Linked DNA regions of Mus musculus: region 1 is linked to region 2. A link is a loop called in an ENCODE intact Hi-C map of the cell type or tissue named here. Cell type or tissue: left cerebral cortex. All regions are shown on one strand.

Region 1 (2,500 bases), 54 kb after region 2:
CCCTGGGCCAAGCTTCCTGCATCCTGATACCCAAGGGAGCGGCCACAACCTTTACACCCCCTAAAGAAAACTTTTAAATCGAATGACTTTTCCAGTTCCCCTGCTTTGAATAATGGAGGATTTTTAAACCTCTTGTTTTTTTCTAAATACTACTTTTTTTTCAAACAAAGGATATTTGGGGAGGTTAGAATACTTTTTTCAAGTCTTTCATGGTTCTCTGGGTCTGGAAATCATCTTCATGGTATCCCAGGGTCAGTTTAAAGAATTAAAAAGAAAGAAAGAAAGAAAGAAAGAAAGAAAGAAAGAAAGAAAGAAAGAAAGAATGAATGAATCTAAAGCCAATGTGGTTACTGTGTGACGTGGAGACAAACCTCACAAAATCTTTGCCTTTAACTGGGTTCTAGGTCCAGGGGCCAGCGTGGCCATTTCACATCTTCAGGAAGGCTTGCTTGAGTTAGACTTGCATAGCTTAGGATTCTGGGGCTAACAGCTCAAACCTGCAAGCTTCCCTGGGGTCTCAGTTCTCGGTTGGGTGCTGTGTACATCCAAAGGCTGCTCTGTCTAGGGCAAGGTGTACCGCAGCCCTCAAGTGCATCCAGAGCTGGCCCTGAGCCATGTTCCTGCACCTCCTGCTGTTCTCCAGAACTTGTACCCAGAGGAGCCTCCAGAATCCCAAAGAGGCAGGCATCTCTCCCAACAGGACCTCATTCCAGTTTCTCAGTCATCCTTGTGTCTTCTGGTCATGACTCCCTTGTTGTAGAAAGCAGTTGGCATTTCTCAGCAGGGACTCTTGGCAGGTGGTGAGGGCTCTCTGTCCTGTGTATTTTAGTCCATTACTCCTGGGCCAACCTGACAATTCCAGCCTTTGCTTTCTTGTTAGAACAGGAATACACTCAGCCTTGCGGGTGGGATGCAGTAACTTCCCGATGTACTATGAGGATGACATTAACTTGGAGAGGGGCAGTGTCACCTTCAGCCTGGGCAAACAGTACAACCATCAGCCTTGTAGGGGCAATATGACCTTTAGCCTGTGGGGGGACAATACCACCGTGACCCGTGTATGTGTGTGTGTGTGTGTGTGTGTGTGTATACAAATACCACCTTCAGCCTGGGGGGGAACGACAGAGTACTATCTTCAGCCTTGGGGTGGGAACAGTAGAACCTTTAGCCCACATGTGGGGTGCAGCACCACCTCCAGCTTGGGGTGCAGTACCACCTTCAACCTGCAGGGTGCGCAACACCACCTTCAGCCTGAAGGGCCAGCACTACCTGGGGAGCGGAGAGAAATAGCAGTGTCAGCTTCAGCTTCAGCCTAGGAGGCAGCAGTGTGTTCAGCAGGGGAACCTTTCACTAGAGGAGACACCACTTCCAGTGTCAAACCTTTGCATCTCCAAGGTCTGAGATGGACCCTGGAAGGCCGGCACCTGCCTTCATCCTGCAGTGCAGCACGACTCAGCACAGCCATGGCGAAGATCACAAAATCACCAAAGGAAGAAATGAGGCAGCACACAGGCATTTGTTTGTTTGTTTGTTTTTTTGAGACAGGGTTTCTCTGTGTAGCCCTGGCTGCCCTGGAACTCACTCTGTAGACCAGGCTGGCCTCGAACTCAGAAATCTGCCTGCCTCTGCCTCCCGAGTGCTGGGATTAAAGGTGTGCGCCACCACTCTCAGCTTGCAAACAGGCTTCTGAAGCCAAAAAATTGTATGCAAAATGTGTGTGGGTATTTCGTATAGTGCATAGGGCTTTTTATAGCTGGGTACAAGAGCCCACAGGGCCCAACAGCTGCCCCAAGGGGACCGTGATGTAACGGGACATTTGTGAGACTTGCTGGCCCACTGTTGATGTTGGTGCTGAGCACTGTGCAAGAGTTCTCCTATCCCTGCGGGCAGGAGAACACTGGAAGCACGGGGACTGTGTCCACGAGGGACCCAGCCACAAATGCTGGGGCCACATTTAGCTATTGAACAAGAAATGGCCCGAGTCCCGGGTTCTTGGATTCACCCTTAGGACAATGGATTAAAATAGGGCAGGGACTGAATATGCCTTCCACAGCTCAAGCGTTTCCTAGGTGACTTTCTCAAAAAGAAAGGTTAAAGGATAAAGAAGTGGAGTGAGTGGGAGGAGTCTCGGCATCCCAGAACCCTGCGCTCACCCGGCTGCTGGGGGACTTTTGGATCTGGCTTCCTTCTGGGGGGCATTGCTAAGACAGATGTTTGAGAAGGCGCCATAGCAGGCTGAGCCATCTGTGTGACTGAGCCCAAGTTTAGAGACAAGTGCAGGCTATGGAGTCTAACTCACCTTGCAGCTTTGAGGTCAGGCTCAGTGGTGGATGGGAAGGCGTGGAGAGCGTTTCTATAACGATAGCTTAATTCCCGCCGGTTTCCTGGCACCGTCTTGGCTACCCTGGGCTGTTCCATCCCAATGAGAAACAAACCGAATGGTGCAGAAAGGGGAGGGAGCAAAACCTACCACTGTAACTCTAGGAAGTCTGGAAGCTGA
Region 2 (2,500 bases):
AGGAGTGAACTTGCTCAATTGTACAATTCCAGGAAAGTACTCTCCCTTAGGGGAGTGCTGTGTAGCCGACGTGTGTTTCATTTCACATTGCTTTCCTGTTTGTGTGTGTGTGTGTGCGTGTGTGTGTGTGTCGTATCAGTATGGGAGGTGCCTCTTTGAGTTCTCTATCCCCAGTACAATAAAAGCTGTTCTCGCTTGCTCTCACTGTAACTTACTGCTGTATTAAGCAGAAAGGATTTAACATGGGGACAGTCTCACAGAGTCTCCAGGTAGTGGGTAGTGCCTGGATGTAAACCTTTGAGGACCGTCAGCTTCGGAACACAGGAGAAGCACAGCGTTTGCCTTAATGATTGCTTTTCTACCAGTTTGGCCTAAGACTCGGTTCAGATGCTAGGGAAAGATGCTCAGGCAAAGGCTTGTGACTGACACTCAGATCTGTGGGCTAGAGATGTTAGTGCTCGTAGCTGTTGCCATTGCTGCAGAGAGCACCATCAGATGGACTGAGTCGCGGTCTTGTGACTCTGTGTGTGTGTGTGTGTGTGTGTGTGTGTGTGTGTGTGTGTGTGTGTGTGTGACGCTGCTGCGTGTGGTGTCAGAAGTTCTTAGCTTTCCCCACACACACTGGCCCTTTCCCAAATAGGCTTATTTTGAAATTATAACATTTCTTTTTGCCTTCTACATTCTTATTTTGACTTCTTATTATCAGTAAAGTTCATATGGCAAATGCAAATCATAGCTGTGTTGTTGATCCTTTAACGTCCATTCACGGGGGTCCACTGAAGGGGCTGTGTTGACTGAGGTTTTTTTGTTTCTGGAATTCCTCTGAAATCTGCGGAAACCAAAAAAGAAATGAGACAACTGAGAGACTGCGTTAGCATTTAGTTTCTCTGTGATCTCCTGCTGTTTCTCTTTATGTCCACCACGCTGGAAAATACAAAGCGGTTTTCCCCTGACTTTAGAGCATGTGTTCAATAGCAAGCAAAATTTCTGTAGGAACTAGACCAGAAGGAGCCTCGGCCTGACCCTTGGCGTTTCTGCAGCAGACAGCAGTGCTTCCGGGGCATCTGCACAAATGCTGTAAGATGCACTCCTCCCGTTCCCAGAGAGGTGCCGTGCCGGCGCGGTCACCCACGGGTGCACAGCTGCTCTTTTCTCAAAGGCCCCGGCAGTAAGTCAGGGTTCAGCAGATTCATTTCATGTTCGTGGAGGTTATGCACTCCCAGGCAAGAAGACAGAGCTGTTGGCCGGCCTTAGCTGCTAACAACACTTTAAGGAGAGTTGCCTGGGACGCCACGCCCACGTGAAGCAGCTGACTGTGGGCGTGCATGGATCCGGTGAGGATCGCTGCCCCGTGTCACTCGCCGGCCTCACCGCACTACACACGGCTTCCTTTTGTAGGTATAAATGCATTTTGTTTTGACTGAGACAATAAAGACTGAGGATTTTATAGTCTTTCTATACACACATAATCACAGAATCTACTTTTATTCTTTTCCCTAGACTCATTCTTCCGCTAAAGGTCTTACCCATTTTCTTTACCCTGGGAAGAATTAGCTTTTTATCTTATCTGATAAGCTAGGGAAAGTCTTGAGTTTTCATCTAAAATGAGGACAGAATCTTGCTGTAGGCAGACAGCAGGCCTTTGTTTCATATTGGAACCAGAATATTAAAACTTATAGCAACAGCTCAGTGATAGACCATTTGCCTACCATGAATGAGACCATAGGTTTAATCCCACTGCAAAATAAATAATAAGTTAGCATACTTAGAATCACAGCACTGCTGGCAACTTTGGGTTTAACACATGACCTCAAATCCGCGACCTTCACCCTTCATTCTGCGCTCTTAGAAATGTGAGACTCTTGCTCCATTTCACAGAGGCTATTTTCCATGCATTTATCAGATGGAGACAACTATAGCCAGTGGTAGTCTGAGCAAGGTTCACCCGGTTCCCACACGGTCTCTACATAGGACTCAAGATGGGCCTAGTTCTGCATTGCCCCCAAGACAAGAATCTCACTGTAGCAGTTACACTTTGCTATCGTCTCATAAAGGAAAGTTGGTGAGGCAGACATACAACACCCTGACATAGAGGCTCCTTCCTGTGCTGGAGATTCCTGACTTGACATGCCTAAAATTCAAGACTTGAAAGATTTGATGGGAACTTTAAGAATTAAACTCTGGATGGGGTCAAGCAAACCATCTAACCAGTATACTAGCCAAGAGCAGATTTTGATAGTGAGTATTGCTACTAAATTGCTATTATTTCTCTCCCCTCCCCTCGTTTATTTGTATATTTGTTTATTTATTTTTAGAGACAGGGTTTCTTTGTGTAGCCTTGATTGTCCTAGAACTCACTCTGCCCTGCCTCTGCCTCTGGAGTGCTGGAATTTAATTCACCACACCAGTATGCCCAGCTAAATTACTATTTAGCATCTTCATTCAGTGACCAAATTTATTTACCATAAATTTGTTTATAAAATGTATCTTACATACAACC

Evidence for each region. Peaks named below come from ENCODE experiments on the same cell type or tissue, not always from the same donor. Only the 100,000 strongest peaks of a DNase experiment are listed, where the experiment ranks them.
Region 1: it touches region 2 in a loop (1.9-fold over the local background); 4 of 42 quality-filtered maps call a loop at or near these places.

What each region holds. Positions count from the first base shown.
Region 1 is chr16:91,883,147-91,885,646 of GRCm38, forward strand. All of the region lies in intron 28 of Itsn1 (intersectin 1 (SH3 domain protein 1A)), which reads left to right. Among named protein-coding and RNA genes, the nearest start is that of Gm52262, 20 kb to the right of the region's middle. In left cerebral cortex, a CTCF peak has its summit at 1,226; DNase peaks (open chromatin) are centred at 2,059 and 2,344; H3K27ac peaks cover 617 bases.
Region 2 is chr16:91,829,262-91,831,761 of GRCm38, forward strand. All of the region lies in intron 16 of Itsn1 (intersectin 1 (SH3 domain protein 1A)), which reads left to right. Among named protein-coding and RNA genes, the nearest start is that of Gm52262, 74 kb to the right of the region's middle. In left cerebral cortex, no CTCF peak of the experiment used is centred here; a DNase peak (open chromatin) is centred at 1,216.